Regions from separate parts of the Homo sapiens genome. Here region 1 is linked to region 2. A link is a contact called in ENCODE Hi-C or POLR2A ChIA-PET data. All regions are on one chromosome and are shown on one strand. The core of a region is the stretch at or near the end of the contact, and the rest is flanking DNA. Distances in the headings are between cores, read along the strand shown.

Region 1 (3,387 bases), core at 711-3,210, 240 kb before region 2:
TGCTCACACAGCTAGTAAGGAATAGAGCTAGAATTCAGCCCTGGGCAGCCTAGCTTCAGAGCCCATCCTCTCAGCTACTCTACTTGGAGTGTTTGGGGGCAGCTGCTAGTAGTTCCTCACAGGTGAGGCAGGCAGTGCAACTGGTCACATAGGCAGGAATCTGGTCTACAGGGTCTTCCTGTATGCCGGCTTTAGGCACTTTCTTCATGAGGCCTTACATGTTCTTCATCTAGGACCTGGACCTTTTGGGATCCATGAAAATAATAATGCTGTGGTATATGCATGTGTGCTTGTGTGTTGAGGGGTACACCCACCTTTCTCAGGGGAATTATACAGTTCCATTTTTTTTTTTTGAGACAGAATCTTACTCTGTCCCCCAGGCTGGAATGCAGTGGCATGATCTTAGCTCACTGAAACCTCTGCTCCCGGGTCCAAAGGATTCTTGTGCCTCAGCCACCTGAATAGCTGAGATTACAGGAGTGCGCCACCACGCTCGGCTAATTTTTGTATTTTTAGTAGAGATGGGGTTTCACCATGTTGGTCAGGCTGGTCTTGAACTCATGGACTCTTCTCTATCACAATATATTCTAAGGCAGGCAGCGATCTGCCTGCCTCGGCCTCCCAAAGTGTTGGGATTACCGATGTGAGCCACCGTGCCAGGCTTCTATTTGCTTTTGCTTTTGATACACCCATATCTGCTCATTGTAGGAATATTGGGTGCCTTCAGCTCAGCTGGATTCTCTTGGCTTCAGTGTCAGTATTTGAATTCTTGTTCATTTTCTGCTTTCCCTCCCCAGACTGGTAAGTCCATGAGGACAGAGTCCTTGTCTATCCGCCAGACCACCAGTGTCCAGCACAGTGCCTGGCACACAGTAGGTATTCAATAATTGTTTAATGAACTCTGGGGCTTTGATTAATAATTTAGTTAGAGAGTAAATTAATTGTGAGTTAAATCTAGTTTGGTCAACAACATACTTTACACTGTGCAGTCAGTGGGGCAGGAGGGAATCACAGAAGGGTCTTTGAAGATGAAAAGTGCAGGGACTATTGGCCTAGATCAGTGGTTTACACATGAAGCTGTACTTTTAGACGAGCTTGCCTTCCGGGATTTCGATCCCTGGTCTGAGGTGCTGTTTGAGCTTCCCAGGTGATTCTGAAGTCACCAGATCGGTATTGAGGGATGCCAAATTTGGGGGACTTCCTGTTCTAACGTATTTCTTTTTGTCCCCCGAACTCATTCAACTTGTGCCTGAACGGTCTCAGCAATGGGAGCTCATTATTTCACAAGGCGAGCTGCCCAACCCAGCGTAACCACAACGACAACAATCACAGTGACACCATGTAGGGACCATACATTGAGCATTTCTTAGGTGTCAGGTACCGTACATACATGCTGCTCACTCCAAAGGCGAGGTGGGTAGTACTTGTCTGCATATGACAGCTAAAGAAACTGCAACTCCGACGTTGGTGGCGCTGGGAGTCTCAGTGGCGGCGGGGCGGGGCAGGGCCGGGACCGAGGCCACGTCCCGCCCGCCGCCCGGCTTCCCGCCCATGGGCCTCGGCAGTGCCCGCGGGAGGAGCGGGTGGAGGGAGCCGCTCGCCACGTCAGCGCACGCCCGCCCCGGCGCTCCGCCCGGCCCTCCTGGGCCTCCCCATAGAAGGTTAACCCGGGCCGGATCCCACGAGGACTGGTGGGGGCCGGGCGGCCCGTGATTTCAGTTTCCGAAGAGTCCGGCCCTGCGCAAAGGCGGGCAGGGAGGAGGAGTTCGGGAAGCCTTCCCGACAGTCTGTAGATGAAATGAACGCGCCCCGCCTGAGCGCCACTCGGGGAGCGCGCCGAGCCAGTGCAGCACCGCGGCCTCCCGGCCCGCCAGGCTGAGGGTTTCCGCGGGCCCTGACCCTGCTGGCCCCCACCGGGCCAGTGAAAGCAGCAGGCTTTATGCGGCTGTCGGGCTCGGGGCGAGGAGCCGGCTCCACCCTCCCAGTCTGGGCCCATCCTCCGGCCTCGGCCAGCCCCTTCCCTCCCTCTCTTTGGCGTTCGCGTTCCCTCGGCCTAGCAGACCTCTTAGAATGTTTGTTTTCCTTCTGAGAAAGAGCGGAGGGACGTGGCCAAGACCAACATGAACTGCAAACACGGGACATCCTCTGTGTGGGGGGACATTTTTCTGGGACCAACAGACCTGGGTCTGAATACCCATCCTGCCGCTTCCTCGCTGGGTGACCTTTGTATATCTTTCTCCATCTCTCTCAGCCTCATTATCCTCATCTGTAAAATGGGGATAATGACGCCTTACCTATCTTTAAGATACATTCTGAGGATTAGATTGGATAAATACGGATCATACATTTTAAGCACTTAGTGCTGTCAATGGCAATTAACATTATTATTCATTATATTGTTATTATGAATGACTGATAATGACACTCAAGATTATTAATGCTACTGTGTCAAAAATATGCTCAATTAAATTTATTTTTAGTGAGTGAAATAGTTTTATGAAAGGTAAATAAAGAGGAATAATACTGGGTCGGGAAGTATATACACGTTATCTCATTTAATATTCAAACAGCTTCAGAAGGTGGGTGTTATCATCCCCATTCTGCAGATGAGAAAGTTGAGGCTCTTGGAGGTTCATTAACTTGCCCACCTCACACACTTCAAGCCTAATGTCCTGCCCTCCCTCTCTCACTGACTTCCTTGACTGCATCCCTTAAGCTCCAGTCCCTTTCTACCTGCCTGCCTCAGCAAAGACTCGTCCATCTGCAGAGAAACCTGGAGGAAAGTGAGTCAGCTCTGGAAACTGGATAAAGCTCACCTCCTCCAGGCAGCTTTCCTGATTCTCTCCCTCCTCCCCCTGTAAAATTAATCCTTCCTTCCTTTCTTCTCTTGGTGCCCATAGTATGAGGTTGCACACACTTATTGCAGGTTGTGTCTCCCACCTGGGGAGTATGCCTGTCTAAGGCAGACGCCACATACTTTTTCACTCTTGAAGGGTCAATATGGTGTTGTGGTTAAGGGCACAGGCTTAGGAGCCCAACTGTCCAGTTTCAGATCTTGGCTTTACTACCTACTGGTTGTGAGCCTTAACCAAGTGACTTAACCCCTTTCAGCCTCACTGTCCTTATCTACAACATGGAGATTGACAATAAGATCAGCCTTGTGGGGTTGCTATAAGGATTGAATGAGTTAAGATATAGAAAGCAATTTGAACCTCTAAGTAATCAGATGTTCACTGAATGAAGACGGAATCGTGAAGGTCTTGAATGTTGCTTACTAAGATAGTGAGATAGAAAGCATGTTGCAGAGTTAAGAGCAGGAGTAGGTATCAGAGACCTAGGTTCTCATCCTGGCTCTGCCTTTAACTTTATGTTTGGATTGGGCCTGTT
Region 2 (3,419 bases), core at 149-2,648:
TTTTTTTTTTCTTTTTTTTTTTTTTTTTGAGACGGAGTCTCGCTGTGTCGCCCAGGCTGGAGTGCAGTGGCGGGATCTCGGCTCACTGCAAGCTCCACCTCCTGGGTTCACGCCATTCTCCTGCCTCAGCCTCCTGAGTAGCTGGGACTACAGGTGCCCGCCACCACGCCTGGCTAATTTTTTGTATTTTTAGTAGAGACGGAGTTTCACCGTGTTAGCCAGGATGGTCTTGATCTCCTGACCTCGTGATCCGCCCATCTCGGCCTCCCAAAGTGCTGAGATTACAGGCGTGAGCCACCACACCCGGCCTATAACATTGTTATATACTATTATTCAACTTGAGGGGGGAATTGAAAAGGTTAAATGAGGTAATGTCCATCATTCTATGTCATTACTTTGTTTTAATTTCTTCCTAGCATTGAACACTACTTATGATTATTTTATTTGTTCATGAGTTTACTGACTTTCTACCTTTGTCTTTCCATAGCTGTTCTCCAAGTGTCTAGAATTGCAGTGATTAGCACAGTGGCCACTAGCCAATGTGGCTATTAAGCATTTGAAATGTTCCTAGCAGGAACTGAGATGTGCTGGAAGTGTAACATACACACAAAGTTTCAAAGACACAGCATTAAAAAAAAAGTAAATGTAAAATATTTTATTGATAATTTTTATATTGATCACATATTGAAATAATATTTAGGGCATATTGGGTTAAATTATTAAAATTACTTTTACCTATGTCTTTTCACTTTCTTTAATGTGGCTGCTAGAAAATTTAAAATGTCGTATGTAGTTAATATTATTGCCATCGACCAGTGCTAGTCATGAACAATGCTGGCACATACTAGGTGCTCAATAAATAGTTGAACGACTGAATATTTTTCTTTGAATGAGTGAGTGGCACAAAAGTGAAAGTATGTGAATAATAGTTTATCTCAAGTAGGCGACCTCCATAGGATAAAGCTGTCTGCTTTAGGTTAATAAACTAATTCTGGTTGAGGTGTTAATAGCTGATAACAGCTTAACTTGTTGGCATGAGTCAAGGTAAGATGTACATTTTAATTGCAACTCTCTAGAAGTCAGATAAAAGTAGGCTTTTTAATTCTACTGTGAGGTCTTCCAGAAGCAAGGTTCCTTTAGATTAAATTAAAAAAAAAAAAAAAAAGAAGAGGAGGGAGGGGACAAATGCTGAGAATGGGGATGGAACAGAGGATGGAGGGAGATGCGGAGAAACTTCAGAGCGGCAGGTGCCTTCGTTTCCCGTTACCTGCTGAGTCTAGTCCCTTCCAGGGCACACAGTGGGCGCTTAGTAACTGTAGAAAGAAGTCGAACGAAATCGGAAGGGGGAGAGGCAGAGGCCACAATCAAGACACGGAAACGACAGTCAGTCGAGGCAGCAGAGAGGGTTTCACGCGGGCCAGCGGAGGCGCAGGGCAGTTGAGAAGGGAACTTGCCACGGGGCGGAGGGGCCGCGCTCCCCACCAGCGCGGCGCGGGGGCGCTAGGCCAGGGACCGCCGGGCCAGGGACCGCCGGCTGCGAGCAGCGGGAACGGACCTGCCCCGGGTCGCAGCGGTTTTTCCCGGGCGGGGCTGAGGCTGCAGGGAGGCGGGCGTTCCGGCGGAGGGTCACGGCCTCGCCGCCGGGACTTTCCTGGGGTGGAGGTGTGAGCACGTAGGAGCCCTGGCCTTTCCAACTTCCCAGGTCAGACTGGGGCTGGGACCACCCTGCGCGGCCTTGGATGCAGGGAACCAACCCAGTGCTAGTCCGCCCTCGCGGGGACCTGTCCTCTCGCCTGACCTATGAAGTCCGTCCCTGCCTCCAAGGCTCCAACAAAGTCCTTCTTTCCCCCAGAGTAGCAGTTCTCAAACTTGAGTGCATCAGCATCACCCAGAGGCTGTATTCAAACACGTTGCTGGCTCCCTCCACGGTTTCTGATTCTGTGGGTTTAGGGTGGTGATGCTGATTCCTCTGGTCAAAGGACCATCCCTGGAGAGCCACTGCCCTTTAGGTAACGATTTTCCCCTCATTTTTCTTCTGAACTCGGTCAGCACCTTGTTCAGCCTCCCACTGAGCCTGGAACCCTTGACAGCTGGGGAAACAAGTGCGTTGCTGCTAAGCCAGGAGGGCACCTAGGAATCCCAGCTTCCAATCCAGGGCGTTTTCCTCTGCATTCACTGCTTCTTTTACTCTCTTGGGAGCCTATGTGTGGGATCCAGAACAGGGCAGAACCCTGAGTAGTAAACGCTGAACGGGAAGCGAGGTTAGTTAAATCCAACTGCAGGAGAGGAAAAAAGAGTCCTTTTCTTCCGGAGAGGAGAGGGTACACAGAGGATGCCTGTCCACTGACCAAACCTGCCCTGAGCATCACCATTGACGCTTTCGTTCATTCAAAAAACAAAGTTAATTCAGCAGGTGCTCTATGCCAGGCACTGACTTGGTATGGGGGATAATGAAGGAAATAAAACCGAGATCCCTGTCTTTGGAGAACATACTTCCTAATAGGGAGATTAACAGTAAACACAATAAAAGGTAAATCAATGAATATGTTAGAAGGTAGTAACAGTTACAAAAAGAAAAACAAGAGTAGGGTAAAGGAGTGCAATTGGAGTTGCAATTCTAAATAAGATGGGCAGGTAGGCCTTATTGATGAGGTGAGTTAAGATATTAAGCCATAGGATAGCTAGGGGAAGAGCGTTTCCAACAGGGGGAACAGCCAGCGCGAAGGTCCCGAGTCAGGAGCATGCCTGATGTGTTTGAGGCTCATCAAACGGGCCATTGTAACTGGAGTAGGGGCAGGGATGGGGAAGAAGCTGAGTAGGAGATGAGGCCAGAGAGGTAAAAGGGCGGGCAGGAAGATGTTAGAGGTCTGGCCCAGCCATTGTTAAAGGATTGACTTTTACCCTCCAATTTGATTTACTGTTTTGCCCTAATGATTCTTGCCTCGTCCATCTACAAAATCTGCCTCAAAAACAGCCGTTAACCATCCCCTGGCTCACAGCTGGAGCTTGTTTTGAGAATGATACTATTTTCATAAGTTGGTGGGCCCCAACCTCTCAGATTTGGGGCTTGCAAAGGTTGCAATGACCCTTTCTGACCTGCAGATTAGAGAGTTGGTAATTCATATTTGCTTTCAGCATTTTTTTTTAATTTTCTCTCATCATTCCCCATACCTCCTCTGGGTTCTTGTTCCCCTGACGTACCTGCTCCCTGAAGCTTCCCAGATTTCTAGAGCAGCACTGTCCAATCAAAATATGATGTGAGACACATAATTAATTTTAAATTTTCTAGTGGCCACATTTAAAAAAGTAAAAAGAAACAAGTAAATTTAATATTAATTACATATTTGGTTTAACCCAATATACCCAAAATATCATCTCAACGTGTAATCAACATAAAAAATTAACACACTATCATACAT

Evidence for each region. A loop is a pair of places that touch in the nucleus more often than their neighbours do. ChIA-PET counts read pairs that join two places held with the same protein, here RNA polymerase II (POLR2A). Pooled maps may share reads with other maps.
Region 1: a loop to region 2 is called in a map of heart right ventricle, with 4 times the contacts of the local background. The contact joins the promoter of LINC02777 here to the promoter of HSD52 in region 2. A Hi-C loop is called at or near these places in 30 of 168 maps with a recorded cell type or tissue (IMR-90, PC-3, Right ventricle myocardium inferior and 14 more), 16 of 37 single-sample maps with no recorded cell type and 35 of 50 pooled maps. POLR2A ChIA-PET finds 5 or more read pairs at or near these places in 3 of 52 experiments (Panc1, activated B cell and naive thymus-derived CD4-positive, alpha-beta T cell).

What each region holds. Positions count from the first base shown.
Region 1 is chr1:58,902,178-58,905,564 of GRCh38, forward strand. It overlaps LINC02777 (long intergenic non-protein coding RNA 2777), which reads right to left and starts at 1,961. Exons shown (of 5, transcript NR_183656.1): 1 at 1,391-1,961. RefSeq lists silencers at 1,355-1,744, 1,805-2,054.
Region 2 is chr1:59,145,409-59,148,827 of GRCh38, forward strand. HSD52 (a long non-coding RNA gene) reads right to left here and starts at 1,399. Exons shown (of 3, transcript NR_027120.1): 1 at 1,268-1,399. RefSeq lists an enhancer at 1,228-1,287 and a silencer at 1,408-1,557.